Regions from separate parts of the Mus musculus genome. Here region 2 is linked to region 1. Evidence: chromatin loops called from intact Hi-C (ENCODE). Cell type or tissue: heart. All regions are shown on one strand.

Region 1 (8,000 bases):
TCCTGACTCCTCCGCTTCTCAGGTATGAGGGCCTGAGAAACTGACTGCTTTAAGCCTCCAATGGAAAGGCAATGTTAACTCTGGATTCTCTTAATAGAAGAGGTTGAAAAAGAATTAGAAATGCATATTTGAAAAAGCTCTTTGCAAGAATTCATCTTTTCTGACAACAGAAAAAAAAAAAAAAAAAAACCACCAAGAGTCTTCCTAGCAGTGTAATTGTCAGCATACAGAACATGTGACCTGATCCAAACTTCTCATGGAACCAGGCTAAGTAAGTGTCTTGCTTCTCATCAGCTTATCAATGTACTTCTTCCTAATCAATGTAATGCATGATCATTAAAGTCTCCCAAAAGCTAAACCAAACTAACTACCAAAGGCTTGCACATAAGCCATATCCTAGTGACGAGCCTAAGGGAGCTGTATCGCATTCCCGGATGCTCTTGGCTACTGGGTGCTTTTCAAACATAAAAAGACAACTACTGCTAAAATCGTAATTATTCCACTTTTATTTTATATTAAATAACAGCAAAATAAATTTATGGGATATGGTGAAACTAAACATCTGGGGACAGAAAACTTGCTTAAGTCCATCAGCTAAATTTTCAAATGACATAGGATGTTTCATCTGGAATTTAAAGTCAAATAAAAGAAAGGCTGGGGATGCCCCAGGTCTGTTATTACTTTTTTATTTTTTAAAGATTACTATACTTTTGCTATTGGCAAAATGGTCATTAAAAATACAACACAGAGTTAAGCAGTAAAATTGTATTCCATAAAGATAGCACTGTGGATCTTAAACCCCCCACCCATGCAGATGTTCCTAATCAGACTGAAAACACAAATTCACAAACCAGTTTGTTCCAGCTACAGAATAATTTCATTAAAAGCATACTTATAATTGAACAGAAGAAATAATAGTTAAAGCCAGGGAGGTAGTGAGACTGCATGGAAATATAATCACTAGGAGTCTTTGCCAAGAAAGCTGTTCCAAACCTTTAAAGCTGGGAAGTTGAGAAATCAGTTCCTTTTCTGGCTACAGGTAGAACATTACTACCTGAATCAGCCAAAACTCGTGTGGACATACCTTTAAGGAAAGGAGGTACACATACACACACACACACACACACACACACACACACACACACACACACACGAGTGTCATTTTTAAAAATCTGTTCTGGGGATGTTTTACCATGTTATATTTCTCACTGAGACACGAGTTCTGTGGGGACTGCACCTCAGAATTAAACACGCACAGTGCAGTCCACACAAGCTCTGAGGATGCAGGATTCTTCGCTTTGCAAGTAGTGATCTTGGCAATAAGCCTCCTTCATGCACAAAAAGCTTTGTTCTCTGCTATAGCAAGTCCCATGGCTACAGCAGGTAACTGTAACTGTGTGCTGCTAACTGGGCTCATGAGCAATTGTATTCAGGACAGGAAATGTTTTATAGCTTGATTTGATGAAGGTGGGAAATTATGTCAGCACAGTGAAATCATAAAAGCTCATTTCTCACAATCACTGATCCATTACTCTGAACCAATATGAAATTTAACATTGCAAAATATGTAATTCCATTCAAGGGTTACTGCTTAATTGCTTAACTCCTAGCCAGGGGTAGAAAAAAGCCAAGTAATTTTAAAAGCAATTAGGAAAATCACACACAGAAACATCTACTCTGCTTATTTTCCTAAAATTAGTAACCATTTTATTAAGTCTGCTTCACTAGCTACACTGTCACCCCTCAAACATAATCCCCATCCAAGAAGCAAAGTGACATCCACTCTGCAGAAGACTGTAAACCCAAATGCACACTTACCTTGTGCCACCTGTTGAACTGCCAACATTATCCCAGACACAGTGTCTGGAAGCAGGTTTTCCTTCAGATTGTACTGCGGTGCCCATTCCAAGATAGGTAGGCGCCTCTTACACCACTGCTTAATGTCTTCTCGGTGGGGGGTGTGCATCTTGCCCCACAGCACGCTTCTCTTTTTCCTCTTTGCTCCCGTCATTTTTTCAGATTTTCAGATTCCCTCCTGTAGTAGTCAACTTCTTCAAGCAAGGGAGAGAGAAAAAAAAAAAATCGTTGGAGAACACCTCCTTTCGATGCCAGGCTCCAAATCGTCTGTGGTTTACAATGTCAAAGCTATCCAGAAAATAAATGTGAGAGAGAGAGAGAGAGAGAGAGAGAGAGAGAGAGAGAGAGAGAGAGAGAGAGAGAGAGAGAGAGAAACAGAAACACGAATGGATGCAACTGAGCTGTATGCCTTACTGTGGTTCAGCTAATTATTCTAGATAAAAATTATAGACTCAAACCTTAAATTCTTATCTGAATAAGGAATGGTTTCTGTTCATGTAATACTTTTCTGAACTTGGAAAAGTAATAGGTTCGGTGGTGAGATAGTTACAGCTCCCTTGCCAGTAATTCCCTTTATATTCACTGTCGTCTTATGTTTTTGGCTGCATTCCCAATGGTTAATGAGGTAGTTCTGGGCGTGTGGTGGAAGTGGGCTGGGCTATGCTAATGAAACCAGGAAGGATCCAGCCAGCCCAGCGTCTCCTACAAGCAGAAGCGAAGTCCCGACTGCCAGAGGATTTTCTGTAAAGAATATGCTACAGCCACACTTCTTTGTGAGGTATATATTTCCAACATCACTAAAAATTGCCAATTCCATAAAAGTCGGAAACATGATAGGGGACTACATGAGTCCTTGTCATTCTATTCTCTGGAATATGAAGTTTTCATTCATAGAAAAAACATTCAGATAACCACTGTGCCATCTGAGAAAGGACTAGCTAGTTCTTATAAACAAACTGAAATTTCATCTCCTGGGCTAAGGATTTAAGTATCACAATGAGCAAATATTTGTGGCTAGAGTTTATTTTTCTTCCTGTCTCTGCTCATTCACTTTTTACTGATTGTTTCTCTATGTTTTTAATTAACACACTTATGTCATTGTAAATAAAATTTATTGAGAAATTCAGTATCATTAAAACTATTGTTTGAAGCGGCACGGGTGTGTGCACGTGCGTGCACATGTGTGTGTATGTGTGTAATAGTATTTTTGTTGATATAACTTTTAGTAGAGCATTCTTTTAAAAGCTAGTGTTACATTTATAACAGAATAGACTGTCAAAGATTTTATTATAGTATTATTTCCCACAGCCTCCAGAAGAATAAGTCTGTATTATGGTCTGAACCATTGGAATTAACCCCAAAAACCAATATTCTAACTAAAACCGTGAAGCCAGAAGAAAGAAAAGCAAGCATGTAGTTATTTACAGTGCTTTCTAATGTCCGTTTGTCCAGAGACTAGACATCAGATGCTGGAAGCTATTACAACAGTAAGAACTTAGACCCTTTATTCTCCACAGGATTCCTGCTGTGTTTTTCCCATTAATTACATTAAGAGAAAGAGCTACTTTCTCAACTTCAAAAATATGTCCCTTGCTTGTAACATATGTAATACTTGGCAATACTTTTTTTTCAAACTCCATGAATCCTAAATAGATCTAGAGATATACATTTATATGAATGTGTGAGATTTTTTTTCTGTATTTCTCTGTTATTTTCATGACATGACATTTCTAACACTTCAATATATTTCTAACTCAGGGTCAAGCTAAAGGTTAGTAGAGGAGTCTTATGGCTGAGATGAAATTCAGTGGAATAGCTACTGCCTACCATGCATGAAGCCCTTGGTTCACTCCCTAGCAAACAAAGAGGGAGAAGGAGAGGGGAAGAATCTATTTCAGAGAGGAAGCTGCAAATGGTAGCATTTTAAACTTATTGTGTGATCTAAAAATAGCCTGAGGAGATAATTGCAAATGCACACAGTAAGAAACTGTAGGCTGGCTTTCCTTCCTGTGTGGCAGTCTCTCCCTTTAGTGCATGTGTGCACAAAAGTCAAAAATTATGTACATACTCATTGTGTGTTAGTTTCCTAAGATAAACATGAAATTTAAAAGAATTCAAACCTAGGCTGAAGAGAGAGAGAGAGAGAAACTGAATGGCTCACCAGACAGTTCCTAAGAGAATAAATGTTTCCTAAAAATCCTAACGTTTAAATCTGGAGCTCAACTTCCATATCTTTCCAAGCCAACACTATTTAAAGCCTGTCTAAACCTCGCTCCACAGCACAGTATCAGTCTTATTTGTAATCAGTAATGCCAAACAAAGAGAGCTTTATGAGGAATTTCTTCACACACATGAAATTCTCAAAATGACTAGGCCAGTGCATAAAATTCAGGAGTAATAACATTTATTTGAAAGTTTCAGTGACTGAAGGTACTTTGATGTTCAATACTATATACCACCCATATGGGCCATCTCTTCCCTGAATGTCCAGCGAGCACCTACAGACATCACAAGATTTTCTGAATGTCTTCTCCTTCAGATATGGACCAACAGGACAGCTCTTCTTCCTAAAACATCATTTGAATGACATCATTAACATGTGTAAATTTCTGTAACCTCCGTTAAATTCCAACCTATTAACAAAAACAATGGAATTCTCCTGTCCTGCCTGCTGCTCCCAACTAGCTCATCATGAACTCTCCCCCAACAAGTGCGCATTAATCGGTCACTGCGAAGGAGGAAAGGAAGGAGAGTGTAGGTATTACATATGCTTTAGGAGATACTTAATGAAGGAAATGGAAAAAGGTATAACTAACATTCTATCGGGGGGGGGGGGAAGGTAAATTAATAATGAAGTCACACAGAAAGAGTTGGATGCTAAGGAACAGGGGAATTTCATTAACATTGAGGGCAAATTCATCCCATCCTGCCCAGACACTTGTGTTCCAGCAAGAAAGAGTTAATGACCTGCCATGTACTGACATCACATCTTTTACTGCCAGCATTGAGATTCATCCACATATGGACGAGCTTTTATGAAAATCTACATCTTCCATGAACACTTCCCTGGCTCCACAGCATTCTGTTCCTGTTACAGGGTTAGTATTCAAGTAGCCTTCACAGATAGAGAGCTGAAGTCATTTTCATGATTTTTTTTCCCTCCTGGCTTTACATCTTCATCTTACAATTTTCTTCTGACTCACTCATAGTGTAAATTCTTTATAAATAGGGCTTATTCATATCATTTTCTTTTTTCCTTATGATCAACTGGAAGAAACTACAGACATATCACCCACTAGATAGTGATGAATACAATAGCCCTCCTACAATGGCTCAAGGATCACTTAGCCTGTTGCAGCATAACTGCCACACTGTGCTCTAAAAGCATAGAGATAGTAGAGCAGAGAGAAAACAAGTGAAAAAAAAATAGGGAGAGCTTTTGTCTTTGCTTGCTCAACTCTTCCTTGCCCTTTCAAAATCTAAGAAATGTTCTTGTTTTTAACACAGTCCTTTTCTTTATAGTATAGAAGCTGGATTGTTGAGAAGGAAAAACTGAATGGGACGTGCACAGAGGGGGAAGGCACAAGTGACGCAGCATCCCTCCTGGCTGGAGACTTCGCAGGGTGGGGGGCTGGCATTGAGCACACTCAAAGCCGTTATGACATATAAGGGAACCGGGCCAGGCTTGAGTGAGGTCAGAGTCTTTTGAGAAATATTAAGCTGGCTATAAACTGGATCACGTTCCCTGGGTTTTGAGAGACATACGTAAAGATTGGCATATGAAATTTGATTTCAGCATGGTGCCTCACCTGTGCAGGGAAGGAGCACCAGAAGCACTGATAGATGCCTATCCAAGTGATACTGGAAACACAGACTCACAAAGCATGGCCCACAGCAGTTTCTAACTCATGTCTACCACATGAGGTTGGTATACAGTATTTCTTTTTTTTTTTTAACTTTTCTCTTTTTTTCAATTTTTTATTAGATATTTTCTTCATTTACATTTCAAATGCTATCCTGAAAATCCCCTATACCCTCCCCACCCCCGTGCCCTGCTCTCCTACCCTCCCACTCCCACTTCTTGGCCCTGGTGTTCTCCTGTACTGAGGCATATAAAGTTTGCAAGACCAAGGAGCCTCCCTTCCCAATGATAGCCGACTAGGCCATCTTCTGCTACATATGCAGCTAGTGACACAAGCTCTGGGGTACTGGTTAGCTCGGTTGCAGACCCCTTCAGCTCCTAGAATACTTCTAATGAAAAGACAGAGCACAAGGCTCGATCTGCTAGAGAAAGATGAAGCAGGAATGAAACCATTCACTAAACCATACAGCCAGCACTGCAATGCATCCACATATGGGCAAGCTTTTATTATGTCAATTAAACTCGGTACCATCTTCTAACTAATGCAAACTTTACACAGATTGGCATAACCCTTTAACCCAAATTTAGTTTTAATTTGCCTAAGCTTAGAAAAACAACCTCTTCTAATGTTTGGACCTGACTACTAGAACATTTTTTTTACCTAATTGGTAAGCCAAGACCCACTATTTCAGAGTTCTACTCATTGCTGTTTATCCTAACTTCTGAACTATATTACAGACTCTCACTTTCCTGCTCAATTCATTCAATGCTATAATTTCTGAATATAGTTCTTTATCTTTCCTAGGAGCTGTTCATTTCCTAAATACCATAACATACATATGTGAATTGCAGTCCTGAATTCTGCAATGTTTTCTCATAACCAGCCAGTCCAACAGTGAGTGAGCTCGAAAACAATGAGCAAAACTGATGACAAGAATGATCACTGACACGCTTAACTAGACATCTTTAATTAAATAGAACTTGCCAACCTGTTTGTTTTCCTTATTTTCTTTTCATTCTGCCATTATTTTGTATTATGTGACAACTGTGGTTATAGCCCTGGTGCTATAGGAAGAAAAAGTTAGGAAGATCACTGAAGTTTCTCACCTCTGACCTAGCTTCAAGTTCAAAGACAGACCCTGTCTAAATCAGGACAACTGATATCCTCTTCCAGCCATTGCATGCAAGAAAAAAAAAAGCCATGGTCAAATATGGTTTTATAGTGTCTAAAATGTGTCTTAAGGATTCATATCAAATCAAGTATGCTGTCTTTAATGGTCATATAACTTCAAAAAAAATAAAAAAGAGAGTAAAATTTCTCTGAAGACTTCATTGACTCTCCCTCTCAATACATATCCTCCATTTGGAATAAATAACAATCATAAAGAAAAAAGAGATTATTTGGAACTTAGTATTACTCAAAGGGGAACTAGCTAAAAATACTCCATTAATCTTGTATTTTTCACCTGGATCAGTTCCCCAACATAAATGTCCCCACTTTCTCAATAGTGGTTGACTTACTTTTTTTTTTTTCCATTTTTTATTAGGTATTTAGCTCATTTACATTTCCAATGCTATACCAAAAGTCCCCCATACCCACCCACCCCCACTCCCCTACCTGCCCACTCCCCCTTTTTGGCCCTGGCGTTCCCCTGTTCTGGGGCATATAAAGTTTGTGTGTCCAATGGGCCTCTCTTTCCAGTGATGGCCGACTAGGCCATCTTTTGATACATATGCAGCTAGAGTCAAGAGCTCCGGGGTACTGGTTAGTTCATAATGTTGATCCACCTATAGGGTTGCAGATCCCTTTAGCTCCTTGGGTACTTTCTCTAGCTCCTCCATTGGGAGCCCTGTGATCCATCCATTAGCTGACTGTGGGCATCCACTTCTGTGTTTGCTAGGCCCCGGCATAGTCTCACAAGAGACAGCTACATCTGGGTCCTTTCGATAAAATCTTGCTAGTGTATGCAATGGTGTCAGCGTTTGGATGCTGATTATGGGGTGGATCCCTGGATAAGGCAGTCTCTACATGGTCCACCCTTTAATCTCAGCTCCAAACTTTGTCTCTGTAACTCCTTCCAAGGGTGATTTGTTCCCACTTCTAAGGAGGGGCATAGTGTCCACACTTCAGTCTTCATTTTTCTTGAGTTTCATGTCTTTAGGAAATTGTAACTTATATCTTGGGTATCCTAGGTTTTGGGCTAATATCCACTTATCAGTGAGTACATATTGTGTGAGTTCCTTTGTGAATGTGTTACCTCACTCAGGATGATGCCCTCCA
Region 2 (8,000 bases), 80 kb before region 1:
GCATAATGGCAGCAAAACTGGTAAATTGTATCCTACACCATTCCTAGCCATTTTTCTTTCTTGTTGACTGTGTTCATGCACAGACATATAGTATCTATGACATGCCAGGTCCCTGGCTAAATGAACACCAAGGACACAATGCAGCAGATGGAAGCTGTGCTCTCCAGGGTTTTTAATTCCAGTCTAGAAAGAAGTTATCAATCATACAGTCACATTAGTGAGCACAAAATGTCAACGGTGCACAAAATGTGAAGAGAAGACCCACAGCCCACAAGCCTTAGTGATGGCTGCAGAAGAGAAGAAAGCAGTCAAGAGGGAACAAGAAGGCATGGCAGAGAGAGGAGCCTAGCAGACAGAGAAGAGTCATGTACTGGAAAGCTGAATATGAGGTAGAACCCAGGCCAGTGGGGTTTAGAGAGATGCCTCTACCGTTAAGGGCTCCAGCTGCTACTCTCTGACCTGAGTTCAGTTCCCATCACCCACAGCAAGTGGCTTACTACTGCCTGTAACTCTAGTGTCAAGAGATTCAACACCATGTTTCCGGCCTCGGCAGACACTGCATGGGTGTGCACATTGCACACTGAATGACACATGCTTAATAAATAAAACTATCAGGAAATCTTAAGAAGGAAGGGACACAGGAACAAGGGAAAGACTGTTTAGGGTAAATAAATTTCTGACCTACGCAAAGTCTTTTTTGGGACTGAAGGAAGAAAGAAGATGCTGTTGTCTGTGGAGCTGGATTGAATCCTGGCATGGCAGATGAGGGTGTTATTATCACTTAGCTACCCCTCTAGCCTTAAATAGATAACTACTACACAAAAATATCGCAGTGCAGTATTCCAGTGAGAATACTGAAGCTGTTGCAGGCGGTAAAGTAATTAATAAAGGTAATGTGCTTATCATTTGGGCTTTGATGAGTTGTAATTAGCTAAAAAGTTGAAGGGCTTTTATGTGTTCCAAGTTAATTTAGTGGGTATGCATTCCAGTGCCTAAGGGAGGCAGAGACGTTGAAGAGCCTGCGCTTTGAAATCATGAAGTGTGAAAGGGGTTTTTTTACAAGTACCCTAGATAAAGCCAAACTTTGAAAATATGCTTAGCGCTCTCTTCAAGTCAGCTAGCTACTATACCTATGTATACTTAGTGGTAGCAGCATAAAAGGTCTGAAATGGATAGCAAAGCATCCTCGGTTTGAGCATGCACATGAGTTCAGATTCTCTTCCTGTGCAGTTGGACAACAGTGGTTAAGAAATAGAGCTATCACCTCAGCAAGGAGGGTACACTGAGAATATTCTGCCGGCAGCCTTTAGTGTTTTTGCTAGATTCTAAATTCATTTCTTGTAAAGTTTGATGAAGAGAATACCATGCAAGTGGGAGAAATCTTTATAAAGCAAAAAGTCTTTAGAGGTGTTCTCTTGTTCCAATCATTCAAACATGTGACCCCAGAACAAAGACAGAGCATCCTGTATCCCCACTCTAGTAAACGATGTTATTGGCCCACTAAGATTTCATACTTAGGACAAATTTTCCGAAGTGTTCTTTCTCTGAAACTTTTACTGTTGAAAGTTACAAAGACTGATCAGAGAATTTTCTTATCACTTATGCAGTGATTAAAAATGCTTGCAATGCGCCTAAGGGCAGAGATGGCACACATCAAGGTGGATACACATCACAGTGGCTACACATCAGGGCTGCATTTCAGCCTTTCTGTCTCTAAGACAAGTGACAATATCATATCAGCTTTCTCAAGCACCAGCAGCAAGTCTGAGGGCCAACTAGGATGGGCAAACCATCCCAAGAGAAAGCTGTCCCAGTCACACACAAACATCTTTGCTTTAAAACATTAACAGCAGAAACCTAGTAAACTCAATTATAATCACTGGCATTTCAAAAGTGGATTCTGACTGCTTATGTGTTTCACCAGCTGAGCATGTGACAGTTCATCTTTATGCAATTGTAACTCTGCTTTGTCAGCTGAGTCCACTTAAACCTGAGGAGTTTCTGGTGCAGTCACCCATGGAGGAACCAGAGTGCAAGTCCAGCTTCCAGAACCTTCCCTTGGCACATTTCATTCATTCAGCCTAAAAATGGAAACAACCTAACATGCTCACTTTCTAAAGAGAGGCCGGTAGAAAATCTATAGCAACCTAGAATGCTACAGGAAGGAGTCGCAAGAGAAAATGGTTGCAATCATTTAAGAGTAAATTACAAAAAGGTTTGTGCCAACCAAGAGACACTATGAACCTGGATTTGAAATCACTAAACTTCATAGAAACCCATCAAAGCATGTGATGTCATGAATCTGAGCTTACATAAGAATTTAGTTTCTTAAACAAGTTAATTATTTGTTAAATTGTAATATATTCCAATTTGATTTTGCAATTTTTTTCTCTGCGCTGTGGTGCATGGCAATGGTTCTCAACCTGTGGGTCGCAACGCCATGGGGAGAGTGGAAAGACCTTCTCACAGGAGTTGCCTCAGACCACTGAAAAACTCAGATATTTACATTATGATTCATAACAGTAGCAAAATTACTGTTTTGAAGTAACAACAAAATTATTTTATAGTGGGGGTCACCACAACATGAGGAAATGTATTAAAGGGTCACAGCATCAGGAAGGTTGAGAATCACTGGCGCATAGCATCAGTTTTATTCAATACTTAGTGTTTATCTGTATTTATCTTGAACCTTTCCCATAAGGTCACAAAACTTACACTTTTCTCATGAGTTGCTCTACAACTTAAAAACTATATTAGTAATATAAGATAAACCTCTAATAAATGTTCACATTTGCATGTAAAATTGTTTATTGATTTTTATCCAATTCTTATTATTTCATAATGGTTAGCTGTGATTGTTAATTTCTTATGATATACATCAATTTCTTTGATGGGTCACTGGTTATGAGTACAAATCACTCAGAGTTTAAACCTCAGCTTTGCTATTCCCAAGGTCTGGGACATGGGATTGTACTGCAGTTCTGGGCATTCCACTCTGCAAAGAAGCTCCTTATGTCAGCAAGTAAACAGCTCAAAGTAGCTTCAGGAACTCCCTAATCTGACCAGATGCGCTAGGACCTCCCAAGAGTACACAATGAAGACTACGGAATCATTACAGATAAGCCAAGCTGCAAAGAATATCCTCAAGCCAGAGCAGCTGCCCGGAAGAAACCAGCTGGCTACCTGCAGAAGCTTAGACCAACGGGGGCAGCTGACACTCTCTAGCCTGCTGAGCTGCCTGGAGACTGCGCACTATGCTCCAGGTTCCCAGATTTCGTCAACTGTCACCCATCCTGGGGTGCGCTTTGATGGTGCATCTTTCTTTGAGTTATTTCTGCTCCTGTAAGCAACCCTTCACCCATATTCCTGTAAGTAACTTCAATAAAACTCATGGGTTCCCTAAGCTGGACTTTGGTATCATCTGTATTATACATCCATAAAATCTGTTGTGGGATCCCTATCTTGACTGAGTAGATATATGTTTTGGGTCTCCCCAGGAAAAGTTTCATAACACAATACCTGGGCCAATTTCTTTCATCAACTTTGTCACATAGAAACTGAGAACATCTATTTTACATCTTTCAGTGAGTTGCCTGAAGTTTGAGTCCATTTATGTAAGAAGACACACAATGCCTGACACGCAATATGGTGATATTGTTTCCACTTCCATCTATATCATCCTTACTATCATCCTACCCTTACACAGAAGGATGCCCAGTATATATCAGGCTTGCAAGAAATATGAATCCATTTGAGTTTCTAAAATATATATAAAACTATTGTTCCTTTAACCTCAAATATTGGCATATATAGAATAGATATTTGGCACATGTGCTCACTGCGATACATAGAAATGTTCTTGTCAAGATATATTCTGCCTAGGCTTGGTTTTATTTTATGATAAGGGAGAGAGAGAGAGAGGGAGGGAGAGAGAGAGAGAGAGGGAGGGAGGGAGGGAGGGAGGGAGGGAGAGAGAGAGAGAGAGAGAGAGAGAGAGAGAGAGAGAGAGAGAGAGAGAGAGAGAGAGAGAGAGAGAGAGAGAGAGAAAGTCAGGAAAGTCGTGCTGTTTAGCTTAACTAAGAGACCGCTAGAGGGAGCTCTGGCTTCAAGATTTCTAATAGAGCTACTGTGGGCAAGGAATGCCGCAGTTTGCTCTTTGCATCATAGCCTGTGGAAAAGTCATTGATGGGAAAAATTCGAAAAAGAGGGGAGTCATAACAGGATGGAGGGAGTAGGAGAGGGAAGGAGGAAGAACTTCTAGAAACTGCTTAGAAAACGTGAATCAGCAACGTTTTCAAGACTCAACAGAGCAGCCTTCCACTCTGAGAAAGGGGTGACGGCCCCACAGCCCCCCTTTCCCCACAGAATAGTTGTTACCTGCGTCTTTGCGCCGGTGCTGTACAAACCAGCCGTCCTTCCCATGGCGGCAGCGCTTGGGATGCAGAAGAGAAATGAAGGGATCACGTTGCTGAGGCCATGGGCCAAAAATTCCTGCGAGATTAGTTATGGGAGAATGGAACATTTCTTTATCATAATCCCCTTCTATGGTCCCAGGTACAATTCGTCAAAGAATGAAGCTTGTTTATGCTCAGCTACTATTCACCGCACCAGCTAAGATGTAATAGTTTATAATAAAAATAGCTAACATTCATAGCCTGCTTGCAATCCTCCAAAGTCTATTCTAAGAGCATCACTCAGCTCTCATAATGAACTCATGAGGAGATTTTAAATTATTCATGATTTCCACTGCCCCATGGCCTATCCCTGTTTTCTAAGTATTCCCAGTTGGGATTTTACTCTCACCCTTTCCTCAATGACCTCTGCCTTACCAACTCCAACCTGGTATGAAGAAGCATTTTCCACAACTGCTCATTCTATCCTCCTTAAAAGGTCCCTTTGATCGGCTTCCTGTACCCCACACTTTCCAAGCTTGCCTCTATCTCTCCACCTGTCACTTCTCAGTTTCTTTTGTTATCTAACCGATTGCAATTGTAGGACCCTTTCTATTGTCTGTCCACATCTTAACTGTCCAAACACACCCTGGCAACTCCCAAATCTACATCTTCAGCTTAGACTACTCTTCTTAACTCTGGATTGCTACATCCAACCTACTATTTGTCATCAACATTTGATGGCTAATGGGAAATCAGTAACTACTTGTACTGGCTGGTTTTGTGTGTCAACTTGACACAAGCTGGAGTTATCACAGAGAAAGGATCCTCCCTTGAGGAAATGCCTCCATGAAATCCAGCTGTAAGGCATTTTCTCAATTAGTGATCAAGGGTGGGAGGGCCCACTGTGGGTGGTACCATCCCTGGACTGGTAATCTTGGGTTCTATAGGAGAGCAAGCTGAGCAAGCCAGGGGAAGTAAGCCAGTAAGTAACATCCCTCCATGGCCCCTGTATCAGCTCCTGCTTCCTGACCTGCTTGAGTTCCAGTCCTGAATTCCTTTGGTGATGAACAGCAATGTGGAAGTGTAAGCTGAATAAACCCTTTCCTCCACAATTTGCTTCTTGGTCATGATGTTTTGTGCAGAAAAGGGACCCTGACTAAGACACTAACTACCCTATAGGTTTCTACCATCCTAATCACATCACTTCAAGTCTAGGCCCCAGCCTGTACAGTTATCCATGACTCTTCCCATGTACATGGGTACAGCACACTGCCCATCCACATGTGCCCTCCTTGAAAGCCATGATAATGAGGTCTGTGATTTGACATCGAAGAAGGGAGACCCGAGGAGTTTCTGAGTTTCACATTCATCTGTGTTGTTTACTGTTTTATCCCTGGCACCTATAGTGGAGCTTAATAGACATACACAGAGAGAACGGAGGTCCCCAAACCTCAGTGTGAACTCTATGTGCGGGTAACTCTGCACTGGTCTGCAGTCTACTGCAGCTTCTGTTCAGGACCAGAGAGCTCTACAAGGCCTTGGGGCATGAAAAAGACACTGGGAGAATGGATTCAGTAAACAGGTTGTATGTGCACTCTTAGGTCTGTAGGAACAAAACTTCACATCCCGAAGGGCCTTAAGAAGAGTAATTACTAGTGTTCCACTTTGAAATCCCTAAGTTTTCAAAGTTATCTATCATGAAATGATAACCACCCTTGGATTCTCTCCTAAAACCAAATGAAAGAGCATGAAGGTGTGTGTGTTTCTTTAAAAATATATTAGAAGGATCAGTGCGATGACTCGGTGGGTAAAGGCACTTGCTACCAAGCCTGCTGATGTGAGCTCAATACAAGGGACTCACACAGTGGAAACAAAGAACAAAGGCTTTCCTCTGACAGACATATAGATAAAAAGAGGGAATGATGAAATTAATATGCTATACTCTGTGAAAGCTAGGTTCTAAGCTTCCTGTGAGTGACTCAGAGACTTCCCTATTTTGTTCTGCCCATGCTTGCTACACATTTAGAAAAGTTGTCTTTTCAGGCGTTTGACATTTTCAGTATCTGAGAGGCCACAGAACAGTGAAAATCCCTGGCTAGAGAGGGCCTGGGGGCACACTCCACCTGGTTGTCATCAACTGAATATTTGAACTTCTTGGCAGATCCTTGTGCGAGAGCCAGCGAGGCCACATAGCCTACAAGTGCAACTCCGAAAGCTTCAGTGAGCACTGCAGAGAGGATGTTCATTGGGGGAGCACGGGGAGGAGGAATCCTATGGAGAGAAAGACTGGATTGAAGTTATGAATCTATAATAACTTGCCATGAAATCTCCTGCACTAGTGTTTCTGAAGAGAAAACTAAGCAGTCTCGCCCTGTAAAGCCCTATATCTTCAATATTATTTAGCAGAAAAGCAAAATTGTAAGAAATAACACAAGGAGAGTCCCATGCATCTAACTGACACTCACACCCAGGGAATCCAGGTCTTACCGCAGAATTCTGACTTGACAAAGGTTTCTTGTAGGAAACAAAAGCATATCTGACCCTTCTTTCATTTGAACCTTTCCAAATATTTATTTGGCCAGCACTGGAGCCACGTTTCCTCCCTCAAATGCTGCAGAGTTTCAGGCAAACACTAGCTTACTGTCGACTAATCTCCAAATACGCCATTGACTTCATTATGGTAATTACATTTTTAACTCAATCCTTTCACGAGACAGTTAATCATGCCTTCCATACGCTAAAGAAAACATGCAGGAAGATCTCATCTCCTCTCTGTTGCAAAAGAGACCACACTTAGCTTCATTTCAAAGTCGTCTTTAAAGCATTTCTCAGATAATACCCAGCCATTATGTCTTATTGTCCCTTGAAAAGTATGTAAGCCAAATGACCATTTACGTATTCGTTGTCATGCTGGGAGACTTAACCCCACCCCTGAAGGAATTCCTGTGGTAAAAAATAAAGGAAGGGGGGAGTTATTTCTTACTGGTTAATTGTCTTATTACCTAGTGTGTGAGTGGAGCCTGGACTCTTTCTCATTAACTGTTTCATTTCATTTTCTCAGCAACTCCGAATCAAGTATACCACAACCGCAGTTGGGATGAGAAAATTCTTGGAGGAAGGTTGCAAGGAGGAGAACCTTTCTAAGCCATGCCTTCCTGCAGTTCCGTAAGGGGATTTCTCAGAAGGGAATATGAGCAGGAGTAGAAGGAGATGTTGTGTCTGAGTGCTATGTATGCTTTGCTCCCCAAACACTGTGACTATACATCCTAAGATAATATACAAAACTTGAAGTGAAGAAATTAAACTTCTAGTTCATTAAAACTAAATGTGGTTAATTAATAACAAGACCTGGACTGAAGAAAAAACAACTGGTTTTCCAATAAAAAGCAGAGAAACCCTTAGGAAACTAAGAGTTGATTTAGGAGACCCACCTTTGCCTGCGTCTGCACAGGCCAGCTAATGCAGAGGATTCTATTTTTAATTAACCGTTTTTTGTTTTGTTTCTGAGAATTTTCCTACTATTCCTTTACTTTAAGAAGACGAAAAATAAAACTCAAAGGACCCAACAATTCTTACATTGCCTCAAAATTAGACTTTGTCTGTATC

The links. Peaks named below come from ENCODE experiments on the same cell type or tissue, not always from the same donor. Only the 100,000 strongest peaks of a DNase experiment are listed, where the experiment ranks them.
Region 2: a loop joins it to region 1, with 1.9 times the contacts of the local background. A loop is called at or near these places in 7 of 42 quality-filtered maps.

What each region holds. Positions count from the first base shown.
Region 1 is chr4:14,619,374-14,627,373 of GRCm38, forward strand. Slc26a7 (solute carrier family 26, member 7) reads right to left here and starts at 2,405. Exons shown (of 19, transcript NM_145947.2): 1 at 2,316-2,405; 2 at 1,819-2,051. The coding sequence starts at 2,011. It also overlaps a transcript of Lrrc69 not described here. In heart, no CTCF peak of the experiment used is centred here; no DNase peak of the experiment used is centred here; H3K4me3 peaks cover 631 bases.
Region 2 is chr4:14,539,785-14,547,784 of GRCm38, forward strand. It overlaps Slc26a7 (solute carrier family 26, member 7), which reads right to left. Exons shown (of 19, transcript NM_145947.2): 8 at 6,518-6,665; 9 at 4,378-4,491. Among named protein-coding and RNA genes, the nearest start is that of Slc26a7, 78 kb to the right of the region's middle. In heart, a CTCF peak has its summit at 4,116 (motif pointing right); no DNase peak of the experiment used is centred here.